Linked DNA regions of Homo sapiens: regions 1 and 3 are each linked to region 2. Evidence: chromatin contacts called from ENCODE Hi-C or POLR2A ChIA-PET data. All regions are on one chromosome and are shown on one strand. Each heading gives the region's core, a stretch centred on a gene start or an enhancer-like site at or near the end of the contact. The rest is flanking DNA. Distances are from core to core; before and after follow the strand shown.

What was found. A loop is a pair of places that touch in the nucleus more often than their neighbours do. ChIA-PET counts read pairs that join two places held with the same protein, here RNA polymerase II (POLR2A). Pooled maps may share reads with other maps.
Region 1: a pooled map shows a loop between it and region 2 (4-fold over the local background). The contact joins two enhancer-like sites. A Hi-C loop is called at or near these places in 11 of 50 pooled maps. POLR2A ChIA-PET finds 5 or more read pairs at or near these places in 3 of 52 experiments (OCI-LY7 and activated naive CD4-positive, alpha-beta T cell).
Region 3: a map of naive thymus-derived CD4-positive, alpha-beta T cell shows a loop between it and region 2 (2.3-fold over the local background). The contact joins two enhancer-like sites. A Hi-C loop is called at or near these places in 1 of 168 maps with a recorded cell type or tissue (naive thymus-derived CD4-positive, alpha-beta T cell) and 11 of 50 pooled maps. POLR2A ChIA-PET finds 5 or more read pairs at or near these places in 8 of 52 experiments (MCF 10A, activated CD4-positive, alpha-beta T cell, activated CD4-positive, alpha-beta memory T cell and 2 more).

What each region holds. Positions count from the first base shown.
Region 1 is chr20:52,999,746-53,004,717 of GRCh38, forward strand. All of the region lies in intron 1 of TSHZ2 (teashirt zinc finger homeobox 2), which reads left to right. Among named protein-coding and RNA genes, the nearest start is that of TSHZ2, 30 kb to the left of the region's middle. Within about 2 kb of position 1,391, at least 6 of the 41 ENCODE cell types and tissues checked have a DNase peak (open chromatin) inside an H3K27ac peak, as active enhancers do.
Region 2 is chr20:53,075,072-53,079,645 of GRCh38, forward strand. The region is part of intron 1 of TSHZ2 (teashirt zinc finger homeobox 2); the gene reads left to right. Among named protein-coding and RNA genes, the nearest start is that of TSHZ2, 110 kb to the left of the region's middle. Within about 2 kb of position 2,565, at least 5 of the 41 ENCODE cell types and tissues checked have a DNase peak (open chromatin) inside an H3K27ac peak, as active enhancers do.
Region 3 is chr20:53,147,893-53,152,620 of GRCh38, forward strand. The region is part of intron 1 of TSHZ2 (teashirt zinc finger homeobox 2); the gene reads left to right. Among named protein-coding and RNA genes, the nearest start is that of TSHZ2, 180 kb to the left of the region's middle. RefSeq lists a silencer at 1,324-1,524. Within about 2 kb of position 1,684, at least 3 of the 41 ENCODE cell types and tissues checked have a DNase peak (open chromatin) inside an H3K27ac peak, as active enhancers do.

The DNA.
Region 1 (4,972 bases), core at 141-2,640, 76 kb before region 2:
TGGGATTTCTGGGGGTGGAAAACCAGCATGTGTGTTTTTAAAAAATCCTACAGTTAAGTCTGATGTGCTCAAATGGTTGAGATGCTGTATACCCCAACCATGTGAAATAATAACACCATCTAGCTTTCACTGAGTGCCTACTGTGTGCCAAGCCACATACTCAGTGGTTAACCAACCCCACTAAGAGAGAAGAAGATGGTGACGATGATGATGGTAATGAAAACAACAGCTAATATTTATTGAGTAATGTTGTTTGTGCCTGGTGTTATGCTAAACACTTATGATGTCCAAATAGTTCATCTTCGCAGACGTCCAATGAGTCTTTTTCTGTCTCACTCACCATTATAGACATTTCAGAGAAGGTTCAAGTAAGTATCAGATATATGTTTCAAGCAGGGGTTGACAAACTGTGACCTGTGAGCTAAACGCCACCTGTTTTTGTATGACCTATGGGTTAGAATGGTTTTTACATTTTTTAATGATTGGGAGGAAATGTGAAAATTAGTTTTCTTAGGTTATATAAGTACCTATATAATATCTTAAATTTTGTCTCTTGGCCTGCAAAGCTCAAATTTACTATTTGGTCCTTTATTGGAAAAGTTTGCTGGCTTCTGCCCTAGTGTATTTTTTTCCAACTTGTTGTATGTGTAGGACAGTCATATGAGTGATTGTTTTAGGTGGTAGAAGCATGAATTTTTAAAATAATTATGGTTTCATTTGCTGTGTAATAGAAGGGGAAAGTAAAACTAATATATTAAAACTGATTTCATGGATGTTACTGCTCAATCCAATGTAAAGAAAAAAATGAATCTTTTTGAAATCAATTTTTAAAAAATAATAATACAGGCAGTATGGAGATAAAACAGAAATCATGCAAGTTATAGAAATGGGATAAACACTGTTATAGGATCAGAAAGTGGGATGAATAGGGAAAAGTCAAAATAATGGAAACAATTTCACCTGGATGAGAAAGATAGGAGATGAGATGACGGAAGCTTTTTGCATTTTTAATATTCTGTGATTCTCAGTTTCTTAGAACCCTTGTTTTTCAGGACTTTTTGATCTCTTGAGGTCTCTTCCAGCGCTCTGATTCCATGAAAAGTTTCCTCGGGAGATACTGACACAAGCTGGGGGATGTCCAGGGTTCGTTATAGCTCAAGGCACAGTCTTCCTGTGTTTTTCCTTCTGCTGACTTAGAAAGACAGATGAGCAAACCTCAGATGGATTCAGAGGTTTGGTGGGGAAATCTGAGAGGCTCTCTAGTTCAGCCAGGAGTGGAAGAGGGGGACAGCCATCTGATAATGACTGTTGCTATTTTAAGACACAGATAGCAGAGATGAGGAGTAGCGTGATGAAAACTCACATTAAAACAACCAAGAGAGGCACAACAGGAACTCTATGAACCCCAGAGAGACCCGGTCTGGGTTTACAATGACAATGTTGTGTGTGCGTTCATGTGCGTGTGTGTGTGTGTGTGTGTGTGTGTGTGTGTGTGTGTGTGTGTGTGTGTTTGGGAGGGGGTGCTGATATTTTTTTAAATGCAGATGGTTTTGTTCTCTGTAGTTGAAGCTTCAGTTCAGCAGCTCTGAGACAAACAGGAAAGCCTGTGTTATTCTCTACAGGAACACATCAAAGGTAGTTTCTGGCAACAGTCAAAATGTATATCAAGGAAGGAGAAAGGATTCATGACCTGTTTGAACAACTAGTGTTAAAAACACATTCGAGAAGAAATAATGCTAGGTAGAGGATGAAAGGAAAATAGGAGAAAGGAAGACCCCTTGCTTCACTCAGACCTAAAGATGATTGTTTCTCACCATTGCTAGCTTTTTCAAGAATAAGGAAGCGAAAAAATCACCTGTCTCATTTATCATCTGACAGGGGAGCTAAACTCTGCTGGATGAAACTTTTTCTTTTGCCCCAGACTAAATAAAGCCCCACCTCGTCTTCTGTTTCATTTTGAAAGAAAAGAGGTAAAACATGCACAACTAAAACACTTGTTTAAAAGTGTGTGACATTTCAGGAAGGTTTAACGTTACGTATGTCTTCCCTATTGAGTTTCATAAACAGAGTATCATTGTTTGATAGTGGCATAGCTGTGGTTTTGAGAAGGCTTGTCTAGAACGGAGTTCCTGAGCTGCTTGGATGATATTTCACTGCTTTGATGGAGAACGGACTAAAGAACATCATTGTGACCTTTTTATCAAGGCTTAAAGGAAGTATAAAAAGAAAACGGAAGTTGTCAACACTCACCAGGCTCTATTGTGAGGCACACAACCAACCCAGGGAGGAAAATCTAAGGTTGCTTTTGTCACCTTAACTCACATCACTTCATTGTAGTACAAGTGAGAGCCGGAACTTATTGGACACTTACTCTGTGCCACACAGGCTTTGGGTGAATTTTTGCATTTTAATTCTCACCCCAGTAAAGAGACATAATGGTATCCATGTTAGAAATGACAAAGAGGCACACAGTGAAGTCAGGTGACTCGGCCAAGCTTCTGCAGCTGCTTAGAGGCCAGGCTGATCTACCTAGCCAGGGGTACCTGACTTCCAAGCCCGTGCTGTCGACCCTTCTGGTTTAACTCTGAGTAAATTTCATACTTTGTGGAGCGTCCATCAGCCAATCACAATCTAAAAATAATACAAAATGAAAGAAACTGTCATACATTATCTTTTTTTCATCTTCCTAACAAATAAGCTGGCATGATTATTCTTTCCATTACCCTGAAAAATAAACCAAGGCTCAAGGAGAGGTCATGGTCTGCCCCAAACCACAGCCTCCATTCTCTGGCTTGAAATCTTATGCTTTTACCCACCTTTTGATGTTACCTCTTAAGTGATGTTGCCAGAATTAGCAATAAAATAAATTTATAAAAAAGAAAATAAATATTTTTATTTATAAAAAATAAATTTATAAAAAAGAACAGGATGCACAGTTAAATTTGAATTTCAGATAATATAAAAGAATGTTTAGTATAAGGATGTCCAGTACAGTATTTGGGACCTACGGGCAAGCTTTAAAGAACATAAGTTTTATCACATTCTCCAGGTACGACGTGTGTATTAATAAATCAATAGAAGTTTATCTGTGAGCAGTTATCTCAGTTTTTTAATTCCTAAGTCTTCATGTTCTGAAGAAATGGCCATCACCTTGCATTCCCAGGGCCTATTGATTATGAGGCTTCATAAACCTTAGGACTTGAGAGAACAGCTGGGATTCCTTCCCAGTTGCTAACCAATGACTTCATAATGTAATGGACAGCTCTAAATTGTGCTTCTACGTTGTAGACATAATAAGAGACACACTAAAGGACAAATACATTATCTAATAAAGCTGCCTCGAGCTTAAGAGATAACAAAATGTCAAAACTAAATTCTTTTTCTAAGCACTTCCAGTATGAAATTTAGTTCACCGTCCAGGTACTGTCCTTCATTGTGGGGAGAAACATCCTGCCTGTCTACCTGGGGTTCTATTTTATTTCATCAGCCTCCTGTTTTTCTCCAGGGATGGTGTGTGTGTGTGTGTGTGTGTGTGTGTGTGTGTGTGTGTGAAATTTTTTCCTAAATATTAAGTCAGTGCACCTTCCTCGCAAGCGCTGGACAGCTCAGGATCTTATTTTGGAAGCTCGAGGTATGAGCAGGCCTGAGAAAATTGTGGCCCTTCTTTTTACTCCTTCCCTCTGTGAACTTTTGAGAAGATTCCTTAGTGATCGGCTTACACGCTTTCAAACTGGCACGCCTGTAATCTGGTAAAATGTGTCAGCCCTATGGAGAAATAAGCCTTCCAGAAGAGTTTCTTCATTGTTGAGGTAATTGTCTCCTCTCTGACAGGCACATTCATCAGTGGCTTAATGGTCAATCACTAGTTGGCAGGCAGAGTGTTTTCATTCTTCCCTATCCACTACATTAGGCATACTTAATCAAAATGTCTCCGGGTAATGGCTGTGAAGAGTTCATGACTGACTGATCCGTTGTCTGTGCTGATAGAAAATTAACAGCTCAGTGCTGGAAAGATGCGAGCCCACAGATAAACAAATTGTACATTAATATTTCATCTTGGGGACCTGGGATGTGCTGTCCATAGCAAAATATTTCCTGGCTGCACAAGCAATTCTTTCTTTCCTTCTCTTTCCTTCTTTTTTTTCTTTTTCTTTTTTTTTTTAATTATTTCTTTCCGTAAGCTGTGCACACTCATACCACATGGACAGTATGCATCCTGTTCTAGAAGCTTCAGTGTCTGTGGAAAGTTCAGGGGAGTTCATATTCGATGCCCTGTTTTCATCACTGCCAAATGAAAGCAGGCGAAACCCTATAGAGGAGTTGTTTTGTTCTTTCTTTTTCTAGTATAATATCTGTGGGCTGACTGTTGCCTGAGCATGGAACACGCACCCACTCCCCCCCTCCAATTAAATACCTGCCCCAACTTTAAACATATTTCATACAGAATATTTAAGGGTTTCTGGATGAAATACAAATTTCATCCAGAAATACAAATTTCATCCAGAAATACAAATAGGAAAACACACATTGCTCAGTCCTACTTATTTTAGCTGTAATTCATTGTGTTGGATGATTTTGCAGAGTATTCTGATAGTGAAGACAAACTGATTCCCTAGTGAAGCTGAAATCGGTCAAGCTTCCTGATGGCCAAGACGTAAGATGATACAGCAGTTGACCATGTGCGAAAGACCAGAAGGGTCAGAGTTTGACTTGCCTTGACCCCATGCAGGCGTTGCCCCGCCACCTCTTCCTGTCTTTTTAATTTTATACCCAGAAGAACAAAAACAGAGAAAAGGCATTTACGCTTAGCAGTCCAGACCTGCCGGGAAAAGCATAAAACAAGGTGTATAAATGCTGGAAGAGGAAGCCACACCATCCTGCTGCTTATGAGCTCAGGGAAGTTCTTTTTAAATGGTGTCCTAGGTGCACACAAAAGAAATGTGTGGGCGTCCGTGTGACATCACATGCCATA
Region 2 (4,574 bases), core at 1,315-3,814:
TTGAGGATTTAAACATCCCTGTCAATCCTGGCTGTCATCACCAAAAGATTTCTATCCCAACGATAGATCATTGTGACGTGCTTGGCCTAAAGGGCCCTGGGCTGTTATAATGAGTAAGATTGGAATCTACTGAGTAATGCAAATAAATAAAAAAGAGACAGGTAGTCTCAGACTTTTTCATTATTGCCTTCTTTGCTGTGAAGCTCATGGACTGCTCTGTGCAAAGGATCTTTCTTTTTACCATTTTAATAGCCTGTGCAATGGGATTAAGAAAGATCTTGGGTTTTTCATTCAACAGATATTTTCATCATTAAAATGCTTACTGTTTTTGAGCACATAAGTGACTCTACTGGAATGGTAGTAGGAAAATAGGGACACGAAGGGGATTTGAAGTCAGATTATGAAAGCACTGCATGCCAAGCTATAAAAGGAGCGACAAATCAGGGAGGTTAGTTTCTGATACTAACCTTGGCAAACACAGAGAGGGGAGAAGCAAGTGCAAAAGCCCTAGATGAAAATGAGTTTGGATAGTATGTTCTAGAAACAGAAGGCAGCAGGACAGGTGAGAACTAAACAAGGCAGAGCGTGATAAGATATGAGAATGAAGGTGGAGGAAGGAGTAGGGTGATCACCAGCCCAGGCTGCTAGGAGACTGAGGGAGTTCTTGGGGTGATGGATTTTCAGTTTTTAAACTGGGAGAGTCCACGGCACACTGGGACAAGTCAGCCACCATCGGTGGGAGCCAGGTTCTGCTGGGACTGGGGACCATGGGAAGGAGTTTGGGCTGTACTTTACATGCAATGGGAGAGACTGAATGTGTTTTAAGTGGCACATTCTCAACTGCATTCAGTCTGGAGACTGAAACACTGATTCCTTGTTCTTTGGCAAGTCACCCAACCCCTCTTGACCTCGCTTTCCTCACTTCTAGCGAGAGGTGGTTACACCAGATGATCTTCAAGGTTCCTTTCGACTCTGAGACCCTAGGACACTTTTCACTTTGTTCTGTAGACAGAAAAGAGTGGTCAAGGATTACTGAGCAAAGGAATAACACAAAGAATTTTTTGAAGGATTAATCTGGCAGTAGTTTACAAAACTAATCACAGCAAAGAGAGATCTGAAGAAAACAGTTGAGCTCTTACAGTGATCCAAGCAAGAGATGATGAGAGCCTGGACTGGATGACAGCAGAAAGGATGATGGAGACAGGAAGGAAGGGTGGAGTGATATTAACCAGAAAAATTGCTGAATTTGCTGGCAAACTGCACATGGCTGATAATGGAGTCACCAAAGTGTGATTTAATTCATTCATTCATTTGTTCAACTTACTGAGGCCCTATTGTGTGCCAGGCACTGGATGAAAGTAGATGAGCAAGTCCTTGCCTTCACAGAGCTCACAATCTAGTGGGGAAACCAGTATCAGACTGCACGTTTCAGTTGTGCTTAATACTATGAAAGGACTGGGCCAGATTCCATACAAGCGATGCGGAGGTCCTGACCCAGTCTGAAGATCACTGAGGGCTTACTGAGATGAGTGATGTCAAAGCTCACAGCTAAAAAAGAAAAAAACAGCACTAAATTAGGTTGATGGTGGGAGGTGAGGGTGGAGCAGGCCATGGAGTGGAGAACATTTTAGGCACAGGTACCTTATTTGCTGACAACATGAGGCAGGAAGATGTTGCACATTCAATGAACTTAGGAAAACACAACCTGATGAAGGACTAGATGGAGGATCCTGGAAGGCTGGAAAGAGTTAAATTATAAAAGGGACTTGCAGATGCATAATTCATTTTGGACGCAATTCAGAGAGTGATGGGAAGTCATTAAAGAAAGAGTTATAAACAAGACCCTGATGTGCAGTTTCAGAGTTTTGCATTTTTGTATCCGGAAGAATCATGGTATTCCTAAGAGAACTCGGGCTTAGAGAGAGTGGAGAGGTAAATTCTGATGGAAAAGCAAAAGAGGGGAAAGGAAAAGTGTGACCAAGTGGAAGTAGTCTCTCAGGTGCTGAAGACACAAGTCTATGAGCTTAGCAGAGATGAGAGGTAAAGATAATGCTCTGGAGGCCAGGCACGATGGCCCATGCCTGTAATCCCAGCACTTTGGGAGGCTAAGGCGGGTGGGTCACTTGAGGTCAGGAGTTCGATACCAGCCTGGGCAACATGGTGAAACCCTGTATCTACTAAAATACAAAAAAAAAATAGCATGGTGGCGTGTGCGTGTAATCCCAGCTACTTGGGAGGCTGAGGCAGGAGAACCATTTGAACCCTGGAGGCAAAGGTTGCAGTGAGCCAAGATTGTGCCACTGCACTGCAGCCAGGATGACAGAGTAAGACTCTACCTCAAAAAAAAAAAAAAAAAGATAATACTCTGGGGATCATCTGTACAGTTGGAGCTGTGAGAGTGAATTAGTTTTGTTTGAGAAGGGAGAGTTAGCAAGGGGAGAAAAGATTGACAAGACCAGAGTCTTGGGACCTGTCCACATATTAGGAGCAATTCTGGATGATCCAGAGATAGAAAGGCAAACAGAAGGGAGGACGACCCAGGAGGTTTAGGCACATCATACACAGCAGCCAAGCCTGAGTCACACAGACAGGGTAGTGGAGGTATCAAATACTGCACAAAGGTCAAAGAAAAACAAAGCCTGACAAAAGGCCAGTCAGTGTGGCAATTAATAGATCATTCGTTATCGCTGAAAAGGAGGTTGGTGACTAATGTTTGGATTACATCACCTTGGACAAAATTAATAACAAATTTCCTGATAGTCACTTGCAAAGATGCAATGGAAATTGGCTGCTCACTCTCCCTGTCTGTTCTGAAATTTCTTAACTTTGTGAACACTCTAATCTCCTCTGAGTACTGCAGCAGAAAATTGAAATGTGCCCTGTGTACAATGTGGGTGAGTTTCTGTTACCCAAATCCTTACCTTTTAGATGTTTAGAATGTCAACTTCTCCAATTTACTGAATGCGTAGGCAGAGTTTGCATGACTGTTTCTGAGAGTGAATCTATCGGAAAGGAGGGAGAATGACATGCGAAGAGCTTCTATCAATCACGAATCCAGCTTTAGACTGCAAAATCTGTGTGTTCACGCTAAGAAAGGGAGATTTCCTGAAGTCAAAGATCTAAACCCAAAATCTAAAAACATATGAGTAAAGAGTTTTGCACTTAGGGGGATTACTCAGAATAGAGAAAATAATGTGGGTTTAACCATTTCATGACAGCTTTTTTTCTATTCCTTTGAATGAACACCTAGACATTTTTTAAATTAAAATTTTGAGTAATACTTGTTCATTGTAGAAGATTTGCCAAGTCCAAGAACTACAGTATGCCTGACACCTAATAAATACTCGTTAAATATTTCTTGAAAAAAGACATGAAATGGTACAAGATAAAACTGGATTAGAGGGACTCTGGCATATTTGGGATCATGTTAACACTTTTCGATGTGGTCTTTGAGCATGGAGGAATTATTATAGGTTTTTAGTCACAGGATTACATCATAAATTATCTTTGAAAAATACCCTGGCTGCATTTTGCTGGATGTATTGGAGTAGAATGAGGATGGATTCAAGGACAGCAGTGAGGTAGTTACTGTGATAATCAGGTGACAAAAAGATGGTGGCTTAGACTAGGCTGGCAGCAATAGAGATGTAGAGAAGTGGGTGGATTGAGATAGATTTGGTGGTAAAAATCAATAGAGCTTGGCTATATGGTAAATTTAGAGGTACGCTGGGAATAATGGAGTGGGGGAAAATTTTGGTAAAGGTAAAAATCGTAATTCCATTTGGGAACTGTTAAGTTTGATGTTCAAGAGTTAGGGAGAAGACCATTGGGTACTTATCTGGATTTCAACATAATACCCAATTACATCAATGTCAAAGTCCTAGCAAATAGAACATAATGAACCCCTGGCAGTGGACGAGCATGTTTAGGGTGAGATTATTGAGGAAGAAAGACTAAGCCCTGAGAAAGGCCAATATCCAACATTGAAAAGGAAAAAAGTCTGCAAAACATGAGCTTTTGGAGAGCGTGGAAGACTATCAACATAGGGTGATTGTCAAAATAGGAAGTAATAGAGAAGAGAGTGTCTCAAGAGGGAAAAAGTGGTTAGCTCTACTAACTACTTTTAGTAGAAGTCAGTAAGGTGCAAGTTGAAAAAATGCACACTGGACTTAACTTGGCTGAGCTCCTGGGTGAACTTAGTAAAAGCATTCACAGTAGACCAATGGGAGGAGAAGCCAGACTGGGTGGGTTGAAAAATAAATGAGAGATGAGAAATAGAGACAACAGTGTGCATATCTCATGCGGGTTGCCAGACAGTGGTTAACGTAGACAGTGACATGTTCACACTGGAAGAGGTTAATCTGCAGAGCAAGTGCAAAACCCTCTCAAATCGCTGCTATGTTTAAGGCATCTTAGCGCTACAGAGACAGAATAATCCTGTGTATTGGGAATACAGAAAGGAAAAAATCAGGAATGCAGAGACTTCAAGTCTTTAGAGGCCAAATTCCAAGGCTTTGGTCTGAGCCAGGCACTATTTCAAACAGCTGGATTATGTGCCAATATGCCTAACGAAG
Region 3 (4,728 bases), core at 434-2,933, 72 kb after region 2:
TTTTAGTAGAGCTGGGGTTTCACCATGTTGGTCAGGCTGGTTTGAATTCCTGACCTTGCGATCTGCCCGCCTCAGCCACCTAAAGTGCTGGGATTACAGGCGTGAGCCACCATGCCCGGCCAGTGGGTCTATGTCTTATAACAAGATTTGTGTTGTTGTTACACAGCTTAAAATAGAGGCATTTGCACAAACCTGATAAATACAAATGTGTCTTTTGGAAAGTCTCTAAATTCCTACAGCTAATATTTTCTATATCGTACTATTTAGTGTTTAATTATCTACGAACTTCAATTGATCACATGAATGTTATTTCTCTTTGGGGATTTGATCTCAAATGTCTAGAACAGTGGTTCTCAACTGGGGCAACTTCATTTCTCAGGGCACATTCTGCATTGTCTGGGACACTTTTTATTGAAACAACTAGGGTGGGGAAGCTGTTAGCATCTAGCGTGTAGAGGCGAGAGTTGCTGCTAAGCTTCCCACAGTGCACAGGACACCGCCCACCACACAGAGTGATCCAGCTTCGAACCTCAATAGTGTTGAAGATGAGAAATCCTGCATAGGAAGAATTTTGCTTTCTATTTCTTAATTTCTTGTTCTGGATATAGTACAGGCCTGACACCCTGTAGATGCTCATATTCAATTTGAGAATGTGGCTGAGTTTGCCTATTAAATCAGGACCCCAAGTGGATCTAAGTGCAGTGGTTTTGATTGAAAGAAAAAAAAAGTTTTTGCATTCAATATGTATGGATCATGGGGTGGGGGTTGATACAAAATAGAAAAAATATATAGATAAAGAAAATGAAGACATCTCCCAATCTTTTCTGAGATTGCCATCAACATAAAAGGCAGGTTATTAATCTTCAGGGTACAGTCTTTGTATGGAGGGAATCCCTTGGGGGTTATTGGAAATTTTATTGCTTTTCATTGGACTCAGTGTAAAATGGGGTAATTTAGGCTTAACAAACAAAGCTCGGGTTGACTCACTTTTTTTCAGAGGCTCCAGAAAGAGAATTCTCACAGAGCAGGAATCAACCTTTTCCTCCATAAATCACAGGAGGAGGTGAGAATTTGGCTAATATCCAGAGCACTGCAAAGAAATAAACAATGCAAAGCAATCTGTGGCTTACTTGATGCCAGTTTCTCCGTAGATAAATATTTCTGTGTTTTGATCTTATACATTCTTCCCCCTCAAGCTGAAACTTTTTCTGTCTCTCTTCCAGTCTGTCTGTTAGGCGAGGCCTTGGGAGCAGGATCCTGACAATGTACTGGTCAGCTCTTTTAGGGTTTTTTTTTTTTTTTTAAAGTTGATTTCCTCTGCTGGTGAGCCATACATCACTGACATCCCTGTCTGTGCTGCTTGTCTGTGACAGAATGACAGGTGTCATTTGTCACTGGGGCTTGCGGAAGCTGTGGGAAGAGGGATTGAAATTTTTTTTCTGGAAGGGCTCAGTGTCTGCCAGATCATTAAAAAGGGGGCTTTCCAAAGAAAGCTGTGTGTAATGTGATTGCACTTACTGTCAACGATAGGCTAAAAGAAAGAGAGAACATCAAAAGGGAGTGAGAGAAAGAGGGGGAGGAAAGAGAGGAGGAGTTTCTGCCAGGGGCATTTAAAGTTCTTGAGCTGCCAATGCAAGGATCTGCTTTAGTTCAGTTCTAGTGTGTGCATGCTAAATAAGTCCTTCAGAGATTTCCGCTCAGCTCATGGTGCCAATGAGGAGACCGTAACAGGAAACCTCTTTAATAGCACTTCTTCTCATCACATATTATGTAGGGCATGGAGACAGACTTGGTACTATACAGGGCATGACTTGCAGTCCAATCATTGAAGAGCTGAGGCAGGAAAACCTATTTGAACAAAAGCAGAGGGTCCCAATAAATCACGAGGCAAAACTGAGACCTGCTGGCAGGCTCCTTCTCCAAAGAGACATTTACAGCATCCTGTTTGCATAAGCACGCTCGGAAAATGCCCAAGAATATCTCCTTGCAGCTTCTCTCCTCTTGGCATGAAGTCCGTCACCAAATGGATCTCCAGGGATCAGGGAATAGAGTCTGCTTATCATTTCATTGCAAAGGGGAAGTGTTCCTTATTCTACTCCCTGTGCCATTAAAGTAATAAAAAGAAGTTAACACTTTCATAGTTCTGCCTATGTGCCGGACACTGCGGTAAATGTTTTACTTATACACCTCACTGTAATCTTCATAGCAATCCTATGAGATCGCTATTTCTGTTTTGGGGATGGTGTCATTGAAGCACAGAGAGGTTAAGTAACTTATCCAAGGTTGCACACTTCTTGGCAAAGCTGGGATTCAAATCTGGATAGTTGGGGTCTGGAGTCTATGCTTTTAGCCTCTTATTGGGAGGGTGAATGATGAACACAGTGGGGAGGCCAGATGATTTTGATAACTTCCAGATTGCAAATCTAACCATGCTGATTTAGGAAATTAACAATTTAGTGATGATGCAAACCAGGGATCTGCAAACTACAGCCAGTGAGTCAAATCCCACCTGAAACCTGTTTTTATATAGCTGGCAAACTAGAAAGAATTTTCACATAAATGGTTGAAAAATTTTGTAAAAATCTGTTTTCTCTTTTGTTACATAAGTACCTGCACATATCCTCAATTTAGTCTCTTGTCTTGCAAAGCCTAAAATATTTACTAGCTGGTCCTTCACAGGGAGTGTTGGTGGCTTCTAATCTAAGGTAAAATCAACTACAGGAAAATAAAATAAAATAAAATAAAAGTTTTTTAAAAAAAAGAAGGAAAGAAAGAGAAAGAAGAAAGGAAAAAGGAAGGAAGGAGGAGAGGAAGGAAGGAAAGGAGGAAAAGAAAAAGAAGGAGGGAAGAAAGGAAGGAAGGAGAAGATCTTAAAAAGAGAAGAAAAGGAAGGGACTTCATTTAAAAGCAAATAAGAAAACTAAGATCCTCACCAGTGGAGCTCTGAGGCCAACAGAAACACTGAAATTGGGCTGGCTTAGGTATACTTACGTGGGAAGGCCATCCTTTCAAAATAAGTTTTCCTTGACTGCCTTTCCACAAAGCCTGCTGCTTGGAGAGACAAATTAGCTATTAGGTAATCTAGTTAATTGACAAGTGACTTAACTAATTACCCTAACATGCTTATTAAATGTTACCTTTCCCATTCTCAACACATTGTTAGAGCATCAATGTATTTAAGGCCTTATCATATCACGCTCTCTTGACAGCACATTCCTGTTAAAACAGAAGGTGCATGCAGTATGTTTTTTCTATCACTATTTTTCTCCCTCTGTGGTTAGAGTCATAAGAGATAGAATTGGGAGCTGGGTACATAACAAGCCCATCCCTATTAAGGAACAATGTCCTATTATACTGGTGCCTATTCGCTGAGATGGATCAAGAATGGACTAAGTAAAGAAATAATGCATAATATCAAGCCTCGGCTAATGGGTGTAGCTAAAGCTTAGAGAAAACTTACTTTGACTCTGGACTAGTCTTTCCTAGCTGGGAGGGCTAGTGTCTATATTTATACAAATCTACAAATTCCTCAACCAAAATTCTTTGAGGCAGATGTGTTTTACAGTTCAGAGTTTTCCAGATCTTAGAAAGAGAATATGGTACATATACCATGTAGTAGATAATATCTTCAGGAAGGAAGGTGAGGAATAGCATCTTGTATGTAAAAATATAAATATTTCTGCAATGAAGCATTAGGATTACTAAATGAGATTTTTTTAAGCTTTAAAAAGTTCAATAGATTTTTCTGCTACATGAATCACAGAAAATAAGTTTAAAAAAACTTTTGGTATTCAGAGCTTTTAGGATTTTGGGAATCAAAGATAAGGGATTGTGAACTAGGGTAAATGTTACTATCACCTCATGGCCTTTCTAATAACTACAGCCTTCAAGTTATTTTTAAATTTTATATTGGTCATAATTGATACATATGGATACCATTGGTGATTATTCTTTAGCATAATGTGAGATGAAGCATGATATATATCAAGATACATACAAAATAATATGTATGAATATATTTCATTATAATTAATGCCTTTATAAAATACTAAGCAATACAAGACGGTTGGAAGTAAATACAAAGATTCTCTTCTGTTTAGAACTGAACTCGAGGGCAAGGTTGCTGTAAAATGGGAAGCATCATCTGGTCCAAGGTTGACAAACTCTGATTTCTGCCAGAGCCACGCAGGTACCATGTACTAAAATCCTAAGATATACATTTTTCACATTACAACATCCCTGAAGTTAGGATGCATCCTCCATTCTTCATTGTACAATAGTTTGATTGGCAACATTTTTTTTTCACTTTCTTGACTGTGAAAGTAAAAAAGCATTAAGGAGCTTAGATCCAATCCACTGCAGTCTCAGAGGTGAGCCAGGGAACTCAGGTGACTTAGGAGCTTACACAGTTTCTACACAGGGCTCACTGGGGCTAACCCAAATTCTGACCCTGACCCTCACCCTAACTTTAACCCTGACCTTCACCCTAATCTTGACCCTAACCCTGACTCTCAGCCTAACCCTGACCTTTATCCTGACCCTGAGCTTGACCCTTATTCTAACCCTGACCCTAATCCTGACCCTGATTCTGAATGGCTGAATGGCTGTTGCTCTACTGGTTGTTGCCACACAGAAACACAGACCAGGGGTGGCCAATCAGATCTTTTGAGAGAAGCTAGAAATTCAGCCATGCAGTCTCACAAGATTTAACTGTTGTCATTTATTAAC